Regions from separate parts of the Homo sapiens genome. Here regions 1 and 2 are each linked to region 3. Evidence: chromatin contacts called from ENCODE Hi-C or POLR2A ChIA-PET data. All regions are on one chromosome and are shown on one strand. Each heading gives the region's core, a stretch centred on a gene start or an enhancer-like site at or near the end of the contact. The rest is flanking DNA. Distances are from core to core; before and after follow the strand shown.

Evidence for each region. Hi-C counts contacts between places; a loop is a spot of excess contacts on that map. ChIA-PET counts read pairs that join two places held with the same protein, here RNA polymerase II (POLR2A). Pooled maps may share reads with other maps.
Region 1: a loop to region 3 is called in a map of CD8-positive, alpha-beta T cell, with 29 times the contacts of the local background. The contact joins the promoter of HIBCH here to the promoter of WDR75 in region 3. A Hi-C loop is called at or near these places in 8 of 168 maps with a recorded cell type or tissue (CD4-positive, alpha-beta T cell, CD4-positive, alpha-beta memory T cell, CD8-positive, alpha-beta T cell and 3 more), 5 of 37 single-sample maps with no recorded cell type and 17 of 50 pooled maps. POLR2A ChIA-PET finds 5 or more read pairs at or near these places in 2 of 52 experiments (OCI-LY7 and naive thymus-derived CD4-positive, alpha-beta T cell).
Region 2: a loop to region 3 is called in a map with no recorded cell type, with 13 times the contacts of the local background. The contact joins the promoter of AKAP19 here to the promoter of WDR75 in region 3. A Hi-C loop is called at or near these places in 4 of 37 single-sample maps with no recorded cell type and 4 of 50 pooled maps.

Annotation. Positions count from the first base shown.
Region 1 is chr2:190,317,996-190,322,925 of GRCh38, forward strand. It overlaps HIBCH (3-hydroxyisobutyryl-CoA hydrolase), which reads right to left and starts at 1,831. Exons shown (of 14, transcript NM_014362.4): 1 at 1,721-1,831. The coding sequence starts at 1,755.
Region 2 is chr2:190,178,150-190,182,508 of GRCh38, forward strand. It overlaps AKAP19 (A-kinase anchoring protein 19), which reads left to right and starts at 2,714. Exons shown (of 2, transcript NM_001042519.2): 1 at 2,714-2,960. RefSeq lists silencers at 2,070-2,169, 2,440-2,889 and an enhancer at 2,668-3,467.
Region 3 is chr2:189,438,495-189,443,217 of GRCh38, forward strand. WDR75 (WD repeat domain 75) reads left to right here and starts at 2,980. Exons shown (of 21, transcript NM_032168.3): 1 at 2,980-3,084. The coding sequence starts at 2,999. It also overlaps a transcript of COL5A2 not described here. RefSeq lists enhancers at 1,846-2,544, 2,316-2,475, 2,496-2,715, 2,976-3,105, 3,126-3,355 and 1 more.

The DNA.
Region 1 (4,930 bases), core at 581-3,080, 880 kb after region 3:
TTGTATTTTTAGTAGAGACGGGGTTTCACTATGTTGGCCAGCCTGGTCTTGAACTCCTGACCTCAGATGATATGCCCGCCTCGGCCTCCCAAAGTGCTGGGATTACAGGTGTGAGCCCCCGCGCCTAGCCCTTAAGTGCAAATTTATATATGAGGTGCAACTGAGGCATTCAGAGGGTTGTGACCAGCATTAGAGCTCAGGGCAAGTCAGGTTAGACAAAAATTTGAGTTACCCTAAGACAGATGATTTGGGAACCAAAAAAAAAAAAAAGTCCAAGAGCTAAACTGGCACTGGGGTAAGGAGAGGCGGTGGAGAGTGGCATTAGAAAAGTAGGCCAGTACCGAAGAAGCCAAGGGAGGCCAGAGTTCAAGTGGGGCTGCCCAACACTGTCAACCATGGCCCAAGGCCTTTTTTCCTCTCAGAAACACTTTCCGTGGCACCCTATTCCCTTATACAGTTGTGGGTTAGGGTATTGTGGACTGGACCATCTTGGCCTCTGCTTTCTAGGATAATACCCACTTCAGGGCTGAGTCTGGAAAAGGCATCTCAGATCAAAGCCCCCAAAATGGTCCTGGCCTCACCTACAGAGTACTGCATCTTGGAACGTGGGGTGGAAGAAAGCCAAGCTGAATTGTGGAAATGACAGATCCTTTCCTAAGTCAGCTAACTTTAACAAACATGTCTTTCCAGTTTGTTTCTCTATTTGCTATTTGCTGACAACACTGAAAAAGCGGCAGTAACGATTACGTGTACTGATTTTCTTAGCATTTACTAAATCTCTCCATGAGCTGGTGCAAGGACAACTAATTTTAAGGTATTAAAAAAACAAACAGAAAAGCAACTCTTAAATGTATAACAAAAATTTACTGAGAATTAGGTCTGTGGATACAGTGTTAGACATCTAGACACTTTCCCCTGAAACTATTCTTCTTAAGTCAAGGAAACACCTCCATCCCTTTTCAGGAAACCCAGAAGGCAAACTCTAAGGCTTAAAGAATCCAGTAATTTAAGTCGTCCTTATTTTAAAGAAATAAGGACGGTTCTCCCTTCAAGTGGGCGCAGCTGCTACCTGGTATGACAGTACAGGGCCAGGCAGTGGGCTGTTTAAGGCGCATGCAGCCTAAAGATGATGGCTACCAGATTTCCTAGGCTGAGCTCAAAGCGCAGTGAGGGGTACTTTCAAAAAGTTAAACAATGTTTGCAAACATGCTCCCCCATGCCACGTTAAATGTCCCTCAACACTAGCCTGAAAGTTCCAAATGCCTATACTGACGCTGCAGCCATGCAAGAAAGCTGAATAAAATCACACCACGGGCAGAGAGAGGTGCAGCAACTGGCAAAGCACCTGTGTGTGCTGGCTGCACAAAACATGCCGCACAGTTCCGCTAAGCTAAATCTGTCCGTGTCCCCAGACTGCACCCAACTTTTAAGAAAGGAAAGAAACTGAGGCCAAAAGAATTAAAGTCGTGTGGGGACAAGCCTGAATTAAGAGCCAGAGTGGCAGAAAACCAGAGTGCTGCTGCAAAGAAGATGCTAGAGGGAGAAAGGAAAGACAGGGACGGGGGCTGGGGCTTGGGGAGGGCCAAGGTTGGGGTCTCACAGCGGCGCCTCTGAGCGCGACTCGAAACTTCGAGGCCAGCAGTCTCCACCCCCGGCCCTTTTCCCACTGTGGCGAGTGCCGCTGAAGAGCCTGCCCTTGGCCCCTCGCTCTCTCACTCACCTCGACATGAGCCTCCACATCTCGCGCTGCCCCATCGCCAAACACTCCGAAGCTAAAGCAGCAGAGCGAGAATCTCCCGGACCGTTCCAGCGCCTCGCGTGAGCCCCGCCCACCGCCGTCCTGCGCCGCCGGGCACAGATGACAAGTCCTCCAGGAAGCCAGAGCGACCGTTTCCGCTACGCGACGGGGAAGGGCGGGGCAAGAACGACGCCTGGAGGAAATAGTTGAGGGAGAGGAAGGGATCGGGGACCGGGCCAGGGAGAAGGCGGAGAGCGAGCTGAGGCGGAGCGGGAAGAGGGAGGATAGAACGGACTAGGGCGGATTCGCAGGAAAGGAGATTGCCCTCTAGAGGCTGTCTTAGCCCAAAGCGCAACCTGTTGTCTAGGCTTGGCCTGCCAATTTGACCAGCAGGGACTGATGTGAAAGACTTTTCTGGAATTTTAGTAATTTTTTATTAAAACGTAAACTTAGTATTCTTTGAGACTCAAGTAGAGGAATTACAGTTGATAAAGGACATCGATGTAGTTTATTCATTCCTAACCCAATACAGCCGAATTCCTTTAATATTAGGATTGAGACATTTTCATTTTTCTTGGGAAAAGTTACAGATCTCCCACTCTTCCTCAAAGACACACAAGAGTTGTCTGATTAAGACATAATAGATATGTCTTCCCAACTAAAGTAAAAGTTGCTGTTATCAGTGGAAGCATAATTACATTCAGAAAGTAGCTTACTCTTAAATGAAACCAACATTTAACTCAACTACTAGGATCCACTGTTAAATTGAGGAAAACGTTCCTCCGCTTCCAGATCCACCCAGATGTGTAGCAGAAGACATTTCATCGCCACTATTAAGTATTGACACATTTATCAGAAAGAAGAAATCCGGTGACAAATTTCAGAGAGGACACATGAAAGGAGTTATTCTTAGTACCTTGATATTTAAAGAGATACACTGTTGAGACTTTGATCAAAAATTACGTTGCTAACCTAGGTCAAATGTAATAACCAAATGCCCACTGAGAAGAGGACAGACAACAGACATCACAGAAGGAACTCCTTACCTGCAATTTGGTTTTTAACTGGCTACAGGACATCACCATCTGACATCACCATCATGCCTCATTCACTGCGCACAGAAATGAACCATTCATCTGACCTAGCATGGTTTACTGGAAAAAGCATGGGCTTTCCTGTTAGTCAGACTGAGATTCAAATCTTCCTTGCCGCCCTAGCTTCATGTGTGTGAAACCTGAGTCTCACAAGGCCTCATCGTTAGAAGGGCCCTGTGCTTGTTTTAATGCTGTGCTATTAATAATTTTTGAACAAGGAAACACAAATTTTCATTTTACACTAGGCCTGCAAATTATGTAATCAGTCCTACCCCTAGCACACTAATAGTTTAATGACCTTGAACAAATTATATAGCTTTTCAGAACCTCCATTTTCTCATCTGAAAATGGATGTGCTGATGATTAGAGGTGTTTGTGAAGATCCATTGAAATATAGAAATATGTGCATAAATTACTTAGGACTTCGTAGGTATCAAGACCTGTCAGTTATGCCACACCTTCCACCAAGCTGTCCTTCCTATTCCTAAATTCTCTATTTCTTCTAATGATGCTATCGTCTTCTGGCTTCCCGCTCTAGAAACCTCAGTCCTTTAAAGAAAATTATCTTAACATTCTATTTTGAAGATTTTCAAACATATAGCAAAATTATAAAAATTTAAAGCAAACGCCTATGTGCTCACCACATAGATTCTACCTAGATTTACATTTTATCTTGCTTTATTCCTTATCCCAAATACCTTATTTTTAAATGCATTTCAAAGTTAATTACAAGCATCGTTTTACTTCTCCCAAAATATGGCATGTGTCTTACTACCTAGAGTTAAATATTTGTTTACATATTTTCCCTTTTGAGACAAAATTTACATACAACAAAATGCACAAATCTTAAGTGTACATTCACTGAGTTTGACAAATGTATACACTTGTGTAACCAAAATTCCTTAGATATAAACCATTGTCATCACCCCAAAAAGTTTCCTCTCACGATTTCCCAGACATTCTCTGCCTACCACTGCCTTCCCCACCCCAACCCCCGCCCCAGAAGCAACCACTGTTCTGTCTCGAGAACCACTGTTTGTTTTGAGACAGGGTCTCACTCTATCACCCAGGCTAGAGTACAGTGCCACAGTCATAGCTGACTGCAGCTTCAACCTCCCTGGGCTGAAGCAATCCTCCCACCTCAGCCTCCTGAGTAGATGGGACTACAGGCACATGCCACCACACCCAGCTAATTTTTGTATTTTTTTTTTTTTTGCGAGATAGAGTCTTGCCATGTTACTCAGGCTGGCCTCCAACTCCTGGGCTCAAAAGATCTCCCCGCCTCGATCTCCCAAAGTGCTAGGATTACAGGTGTTAAATACTGCACCCAGTCTGATTTTTCTCTACCATCAATTAGTTTTGCATCTTCTGAAAATTCATATAAAATGGAATCATACAGTGTGCGCTTTTTTTGTATAGCATTTTTCACTTAGCAAAATGTCCATATCGTGTGTATCGGTAGTTTCCTCCATTTTATTACTGAGTAGTATTTCATTATATGAATACCCCATAGTTTACTGATCTGTGCTCCTCCTGATAGATTCCTGGGCTGTTGCCAGTTGGGGCTATTATGAATAAAGCTGCTGTAAACATTCTTGTGTAAATCTATTGTAGACATATGTTTCCTATTCTCTTGGGTAAATATCTATAAATAGAATGTCTTGGTTATAGGGTACATCAATGTTTGGTTTTATGTGAAACAGCCAGACCCTTTTTTCAAGAGTTTGTATCATTTTGGAAAAGAATTCTGGTGGCATACAATCCACAGAATGAGGAATAATGTTTATAAATGATATATTTGATAAAAGGCTATCTAGAATATGTAAAGAACTATCACAATTTAAATAACCAAATTTTAAAATGGATGACAGATTTGAATATACTATACAGCTCTCCAAAAAAGATATATGAATGATCAATACTCATATGAAAAGATGCTCAACATTATTAGCCATCGGGAAATACACATCAAAACCACAATGACTTCACACCCACCATAATTTTTTAAAAAACAAGTGTTAGTGAGGAGAATTTGGAATCCTCAGACACCACTGGTGATGTACAACAGTACAGCTATCTTGGAAAAATGTCTGGCAGT
Region 2 (4,359 bases), core at 1,464-3,963, 740 kb after region 3:
AGGACAGAGGGGCAGAAATGCTATGCCCTGACTCCCAGTTCTAGGCTGGGCAGCTGGGAGGAGAGCCAGCTTTCCCGAATCCCAGGGGCAGAGGGCGCCAAGTTCCCTCGACGCATCTTCCCTCCAAGTCTTACATGGCACCATCTTGACCAGAAGCATGGCCTGCAGTCCTGAGGAGAGAAGTCAAGGCTATTTTCCAGGCCCAACCTGCAAGTACCTGTTCACACTGGCCTGGACCTGAGAGAGGCCCCACAGAGAGGAGAGCAGAGAGGGCCACTCACAGAAGGGTGGTGGTGCGGTCTCCCCACCAGCCCCAGGCTTGTCCCTCCTGCTCTACTCTCTCCAGTGCACACCCATGAGGGCAGCCGGGCAGATGGCAGAGGCCACGGGCTAGGTCCTCCCTTAGTCATCCCTGCCAGACCTGACCTGGGTCTCCCCCACCAGCTTGGCCAGCCCTATGATGGCGAAGGAAGGGTCAGGCTCCAGCCTGGCAGGAGCAGCTTGGCTCGGTGTGTAGGCCTCGCTCCCTCATGGCCCGCTTCATCTGTAGACCAAAGGCTGGTCCAATTTGTTCTCAAACTGAGTGAAAGAAATTTTCAAGTTTATGGGTTTCTCTTCTGATGGAGGCCAGAGACTCTCACCCACTTTTTCTTTCCTTCTGACCTGGTAACTGGGAAGTAAAAAACACAAATTTCTAAGTGTCTCCTCTGCCTAGATCACATCAAGAACTGACGCCATCCCCTCAGTGTGGAACCCAGGGGTCTCCTAAGGATGATTCCAGCACTAGGTTGATAGAAGTTTAAAGCTGGGGAAGGAAGAGCACAAGAAAATTACATAACTTAAGTGAAGAACTAGGCCTAAAAGTGGAACCTTGCATTTGAGCATAATTATTTAGCATGGTGTGCCTGAAATATGTAGAACTGAATAATTTGTTTTATGTAAGTATAATCAATTTGTATACATTAAAATTGATACTGGCTGGGTGCGGTGGCTCACACCTGTAATCCCAGCACTTTGGGAAGCCAAGGCGGATGGATCACCTGAGGTCTGGGGTTCGGGATCAGCCTGGCAAACATGGTGAAACCCTGTCTCTACTAAAAATACAAAAATTAGCCTGGCATGGTGGCAGGCGCCTGTAATCTCAGCCACTCAGGAGCTGAGGCAGGAGAATCGCTTGAACCTGGGAGGTGGGGGTTGCAGTGAGCCAAGATTGCGCCATTGCACTCCAGCCTGGGCGACAAGAGCAAGACTCCATCTCAAAAAAAAGAAAAAAAAAATGATACTTATCAGAAAAATCAATTAATATAGGTATACTTACATTCTATGATTGTCAGGATGTACCAACTCCAATCCCATTAATCATACTAGCATGAAGAAAAATTACATTTCTGGGCCACTGGGTTTGTATATAACCTTAGCTAATTTAAGCCTGGATAAAAATAAGAATGCTTGATTCATTTAAAATCTGAGATTCTGGGATAGATTTTTGTGTAACTTAAACTTCTCAACTCTTCTGCAATCTAGGTTTATTTTTTACTATAATGTACCTTCAAAGAGCTAAGTCTCAGTTTATAGATTGTTAGTTTTTTAAGTTCCACTCTCTTTCGTTGTACTGCTGAACTCTGGGCCTCTGTGTCCTCATCTGTAATGTGGAGTCAAAATTATCACTAAGGTCCCTTCAAGCATGAATTTCGCATTGACTAATCCGTTGTAGAACACAAGGAAAATAATGGTTCTTTTGTAGTTCTCTTGGGACTTTTACTATTGCTAGAAATCATGCTGGGCAGATGCAGGCATCACATGGACTGTGCGGGGAAGTGTAACTCAATAATGGCCATGTTTTGAGGCAGTGGTATTCAATGCTTTAAAGAGTGAGAAAATGGCCTTTAGAGATACTTTGTTTGAAAGAGAAACACGCTTGGAAAATGTTCTTGAGTATTTCTGTATGGAAAAGTATAAAATGGATATGTCCTTTAAATGTTTAAGTACTTCCAACACTTTTGCTCTGCATACTCATGGTGCAAACGAGGTGGGAAGGGCGGAATCCCTGGCCTAGCTCTGCGAGAGTGGGGTTTCAGGTCAAAGCAGGTCTGGCAGCTCTGCCCGGCCCAAGCGCAGAACCCTTAGCTGGGAAGGCCGCGGCCAGGCTGCGGGGCCCCCTGCAGGCGGGCTCAGTGCCCCGGCCCAGCACCTGTTGTCCCAAGGCAGGCCCCGCGGGGGAGAGGCCTTGGAGGGCAGCGCCCCCTCTCACCAGGGCGGAGCTCAGGAGAGTTCGCAGCCCAGGGGGCCGAGACCAGGGGCAGGGCCAGCGAAATGCCTCGCTGGCTCTTACTTTCATTGACCTCTGCGATGCCTCGCTGGCTTCTGCTTTCATTGACCTTTGCGGGTCTGTTCCCGCTGCGGCGCCGGCAGCTGCTTGGTAGTTGCGGGGGGCGTGAGGGCGGTGGCCCAGACCAACCGGCTGGCAGCCCAGCTCCGCTCCGCCCGCCCCTGCCTCGGACCCTGCGCCTGAGGAAGTATCGAGGCAACCCTCTGCCACCCGAAGTTCGTGGGTCGCTCCCAGAGGGCGCGCCCTGGAGCCGAGCGCCCTTGGGCGGCCATCTGGAGGCCAGGTGCGGGCCGCGAACCCGCGAGGAGCGCGCGGCGGGCGCGGCGGCGACGGCAGGAGGAGGGGCCGGGAGCCCGGGCGCCGCCGAAGGACGCCCCGTCCTCCACATGCTGCCACTTGGCTGAGCCGGGCGCCGGCGAGAAGGCGGCGCCGCTGCCCTGGCAGCTGGACTGCACTTTGCCCCCGCCCGGCCTCAGCTGCCGCCCGCCCAGACGCCAGCAAGCCCCCCTCCCACGACAGGGCTGCTCCGGGAGCTTCGGAGACCCGCCCCGGGCCTGAGCGCAGGCTGCCTCCGGGACCCCACGGCTGTCCGGACGTGCCATGGGCGCGCAGCTGCCGGGCAACGTGTTGTGTAAGTGAACATCTGGGAGGTGGGTGACTGGTGAAGGGCGGGTGTCTGTCGGTCTTTGCTTGTCAGCTGTGCCTTTTAGATTTTTCAATGGCAGAAACCCATGAGTTACAGGAGGCTTTAATTAAACGAGACCGTTCTCAGCCAGCTGCCGTGGATAGAGCCTCACATCTCCGTCCCCTAATCGAGAAGAGTTAGCCCCTACCCCTTCAATTTTGTTCTGGGCTTCCCAGTGAAAGGTATCTCATTATGAGTTGCAATTCCACCCTGCTGCCTACCTGAAGAGTGAGTGAAGATTTTCAGGTAAGAGATTTGCCCGTGAACATTGCATTGATATGCCAAGCTGTCAGGCTTGTGCTCTGAATGGCATATCATGAGCAAAGTATTAGCTCTCGTGCTCTTTGGAGCTGTGGGAGGCTGAATATTGAGGTGAAATGATGCAAATAAGAAATTAAGAGGAGTAGACGGGTAAGATCCTTTAGCCATGAGTTAAGGGGTCAAAGAAGCAAAGCGGAACAATTGGAGTTGTCTCTCTTGTCTCTGGTCTGACACCAGCCCTTCCCCTATCCTTTAGGGAATTAGGTTAACATAAAATTGTAAACTAGTAAATGTTCTTATCAAAGACCATCTTTTTAGGATCTAGTGTATGTGGCAGCTCTCTCAGGGAAATTTTTAGATAAGAATTCGGAGGAATAGGGAATCTACTTTTATTATGACAAAGTATAAATCAAACCAAGATCAACAGTTGGCTATTCCTTTTTCCCTTTGGATGAGGCTGTTTTCAAACACCTAACATGGCTATCATAAATAGATGGCAAATAACATTATTTAGGCATTCTGCTTTCAAGCAGAATGGTCTGGAAGAATAATTTCAGTTTTTAATTTTGTTTTGCCATTAAACAAAAATTATAATCATTACTTATTTAGGTCCACACAATGTTGTAACAAAAGGATGCTTTAAAATTGTAGACCAACCTCCAATCCATTTTATTATCTCCTCTGTAGCACTCCTGACAGGCCAGCCACATTTTGATTGAACACTTCAGTGACAGGAAGCTCATTACATTTTGACGGGTTCCTCCTTTTCTGTTGTTAGCAAGGCCTTGTTTACGCTGAACTGACAATCACTTAGGAAGCAGTACCTGTTTCTCATTAGTCCTACCTGGCCAATAGCGCTCCAACTGTGAACTTAGAAACAAGATTTTTCTGCAAAAAGGATCTGAAACTTTAGTCAGTCTGAAAAGGGTCCATGACCCAAAAATAGTTAAGAAATGAAAGGTCTAAAGTGATACAAAATAATATTTTTGTCTCCTTTGCTTGACAGCCTTTCAGATCCCTGAGCCTCAGTTTCTCATCTGTAAAATGGGAATAATATACTTTGTCTAACCCTAGGGTTACTGTG
Region 3 (4,723 bases), core at 1,730-4,229:
AATGGAATACCACTCAGCAATATAAAGCACTGATGCACATAACATAAATGCAATATGCTAACTGAAAGAAGCTAGACTGAAAAGGTTACATACTATATGATACCATTTATACATGGCTTTCTGGAAAAGGCAAAACTAGGGATGGAGAACATTAGTGGTTGCCAGGGGATAGGTCTTGGGGAGGGGAAGGAGAAATACTGGGGAATTCTTTGAGGTGCTGGAATTCTTCTGTATCCTATTTGTGATGGTGGATACGATAATTTGTGCATCATAGATATCAAAGAAAGCAGATTTTATTGTATGTAAATTTTTAAAATTAGCCTAATCGTTTCACTTTTTAACACAAAGGCTACACTGTCTTCAATTTCAGAGTAAAACCCAAAGCTGTTACAATGATCTAGGAGACCCTATGAACTGGCCTCTTATTACCTCTCTGACCTCACCTTTTACTATACCCCCTTGATGATTATTCTCCAGCCACACTGGCCTCTTGACTTATCTTGAACATGGAAAGGAATACTCTTTCCTCTGGCTGACTCTTTCACCAAACAGCTCCATGCTTATTCACACTCTCAACCTTTTCAGGTTATTTCAAATGTTACCTTCTCAGTAAGGCTTTCCCTGAAAACCCATAATAAAGGTGATCAAACCCTTATAATCACTTTCTTTTCTACTTTGAGTTTCCCCTTGGCACATAAATACATCAAAAGTATAATAAGTTTTTGTTTCTTCCCATGATAAGGTAAGGTCCAGTAACATACAGATTTTGTTAACTATTTTTCTCACTCCAGTATTCCCAGAGCCTGAAAGAATGTCTGGCATATACTAGGCACTTAGTAAATATTTCCTGGATGGAAGATGCCAAATAAGTGTTTCTGGAAAATCCTTTTCCTTCTGTATATAGGCTATGCTCTTTCTTGCTATTCCCTTATTTCTTCTAACTGAAAGGAACATGAACTGTGAGCATAAGGACAAAACCAATATGGTTAAGGACAATAACACAAAGAACAAAGTAGAGAAAGCACAGGTCCCTGGTGGCATGAATGATCCACTGCACTAGCCCTATTCTGCCTACCTCAGCCTTCTTGTTACATGATAAAGACAACGCACTATTAATTAAACAGCTGTAGGTGGGATTGGTTCCTTAAAAATTATGTAAAAAGAAATCAAAATACAAATGACTTATCTTTCTGGGCACTTCAGTAAATTAAAACTCTGTGTAAAATAATCCTCCTATACATTTATCAATCCAGCTAGTTTTTGTCCATATCAGGATTTCTGATTCTTTTCTGAAAAATCTAAAGTTACCATACAGTAACATACAACTAAAGTCACACTAATTTGAGTGAAAATATTTATTTTGTTTCTTGGCTCAGGCCCTAAGGAAAAGCCTGTATCAGGTTACAAAGTACCCAACAAAGTCTTTAAAAGATTTATTGTGCATACATCAAGAGACTAAACAAAAAGAGGTTAAGGCTGCAGAATCAAAAGTGATATTTTACACTCCATCCACTGTGACAAAGGGTATCACAGTCATGAAAGAGAAAGCTGGTTACAGCTTGAGATAAACCAAAATTATTAAATATCTCCCTTTCTAGTTCTGGCTCCCCAAATAATAAAGTTTTGAGCACTTTAATAAGCTAGACTCCTCAGTAAAAAGTAAATTTATCCCTGATTTTTACAGTGGTGCTGTCCCAGGATATGTCTTGACCTTTGTGAATATTGTATTTCTCCACCATAAATAAACTTATAGGTATAATCATGTGTGGCTTAATGATGGGGATATGTTCTAAGAAATGCATTTTAGGTGATTTCATCATTGTGTGAATATCACAGAGTGTACCTACACAAACCTAGATGGTACAGCCTACTACACACCTAGGCTGTACGTTATAGCTGATTGCTCCTAGGCTACAAATCTGAACAACATGTTACTGTACTCAATATTGCAGGCAATTGTAACAGAATAGTATTTGTGTATTTAAACACATAAAAGGTACAGTAAAAACACAGTATTATAATCTTACGGAATCACCATGTTATATGCATTGATTGAAAGATCCTTATGTGACATGTGACTATATTTGAGACCTTGGTAATTTTGTGGTAAATCCACAAATCAAGAAGCGAAATCAAAATAGGCAACATAATATACAGGGTCCAAGAATATGATACGTGTAAGTTTACAAAGGAAAACTGGAGATAAACTGGCAAAAATAAACATGTTGAGATTTTAGGGGTTCCTAACCCACAGATTCTATTCACTAATGGGAAAAGGTAAAACTCAGGAAACCAGAGACCAGCGCCCTGAAACCTGGCGGGACTGGCCGAATGTCAGATTAGCCCGAGCAGCTACACTGAACGCTGCGGAAGATGCACCAGAATCCCGGAGTAGGAGCCAGATTTCCAAAGGAAGAAAGCTAGGCCCTAGGACTGTGGAGATTCTGTAGTAACCTAAGCGATGTTCACAAGAACAGAAGAACGGCTAATGAGAGGAACAAAAAGCTGTACAAGGAAGAGAAAGCTACCTTTCCACCCAATAACTCAACGCTGCGACCGAGAAAACCAGGGACGCGAGAGGCTCGCGTCATCCTGCAGCGCCGACACCACAGACACTAGAAAGCGACGCCTCCGGTGGGACGACTGGAGGTCACGTGGTACACTATACGCCACCTTTCCCTTCTGGCGGAAAAAGCCATAGAGTCAGGTTGACAAGGCCTGAGAGAAATATGTCTGTATTAAATAATTGTGTATAGGTATATAATAAAAACTGATTGTCTCTAAATCTCTGTTTTGCTTTCACCTTTTCTTACAAGTGTCTTAGTTTGACATTGCCCACACAAAAGGTGCCTGCACGGAAGCGGAGTCCTACCACCGAGTCTCAGGCCTAGAAGGGCCCGGGGGTGGGTTCTGTGGGCTGGGAACAGCCTTATTACCCGGCTCAACGAAGGAAGTTCAGGGCGGGACCAGAGATTGGCCATTCCGCTACTGCGCAAAGATGGTGGAGGAGGAGAACATCCGCGTGGTTCGTTGTGGCGGCAGCGAGTTGAACTTTAGGAGAGCTGTGTTCTCTGCAGATTCTAAGTATGAGGGGCACCGCGCTTTGTCGGCTGAGGGGCGGGGCGTGAGTTTCTCGAGGGTCGGGGAGAAGGAATTGTCAGTCGCGTTCGGACTCGCCCGCCTGGCGGATATCGGCTTTGGGTAGAGCACGCGCCTGTGGGGGATCCCCAGGGTACCTGGGAGGTCCCGTTACCACTGCAGATTGGGTTGCGTCCCCCGATTCCTGGACAGTTTACCTGCAGGTAGATAAAGGCCCTGGAGCCGGTCTCCGTGTCGAGGATCTGGAAGGTGTTCGGGCGGCTGGAAAATGGTCCAGGGGTGGATGTGTATGCCACTACCTTTGCAGTACCTACTCTTTCGTACAGAATCATGTTTTGGAGTGACTAAAACCTAAAACTATTCCGCTTTTTCTACCCACTCCTCACTCCTGAAGCATAGTGCATGAAGCATAGTGCAGTCTTTTCGGAACTTTACATGAAAACAGATGTTAGATTCTTTATGAGATAAAAATACGCTAAGACTTGGTCTCTTTTCTCAGTGTAGCTGGAAACCAAACCACTCCCTGGCTTCAAAATCCACTTCTTACATTATGAAACCTTTGTAAGTTTCTTAATCTTTGCCTCAGTTGCCATCATCTGTAAAGGGGGACAATATTTAGTTCATCTCACGTGGTTATTGGGAGGATTAAATGCCTCAATATGTTAAAACTACAGACAACAATGCCCGGCACATAATGGCTCAATGTATGTAGCTGTAATCATTATTACTGTATTGTCAGGTTTTCAAATAACTTTAGGTAGGGTGGCACTTAATAAAATCAAAAAACCCTTTCTGCCTTAGAAGAGTAGAGATAGTATTTTATGAAAGTTTGTAGCCTCCACAATATTCTTTTTTTTTTTTTTTTTTTTTTTTTTGATGCAGAATCTCACTCTGTCACCCAGGCTGGAGTGCAGTGGCTCAATCTAGGCTCATTGCAACCTCCGCCTCCCTGGTTCAAGCAATTCTGGTGCCTCGGCCTCCTGAGTAGCAAGTATTATAAGCGCGGGCCACCACGCCCGCTAATTTTTGTATTTTTAGTAGAGAGAGGGTTTCGCCATGTTGGCCAGGCTGCCCTGGAACTCCTGGCCTCAAGTGATCTGCCCACCTGAACCTCCCAAAGTGCAGCGATTACAGTGAGCAACTGTGCCCGGCCCACCCCCACAATATTCTGCATATGAGTGTACGACAGGTAGTTGTTGAAGGTAATGCAAGCATGACTGAAAGAGCTTTTATAAATTGCCTTAGAAGCCAAAAAAAAATGAGTCCTGTGGCTTTGTTGACATTGATCTTATGAATCAAAGGAAGAAACAGGCTTTAAGAGGCTGTCACACTGTGACGCTTCGGACTCATATCCATGTAACCAGTACTGTTCTTATACCTTATTCATTATAATGAGGTCCATTGTGTGTTTGATTTGCTAAGCCCAACAATTCATTTTTTAAGTACTTGTCAACTATATATTATGTATAACATGCTGCAGTGACAAAAACTAAGATAATTTTAATATTGATCCTGCCTTCGAGGAGCTTACAGTCTAGTGAGGAAAAGGAATACTCAGTAACAGATTTTTCTTACTGTGGTCCTGTAGGAAGGAGCTCATAAGAAGAGATTACTTCCCAAACTA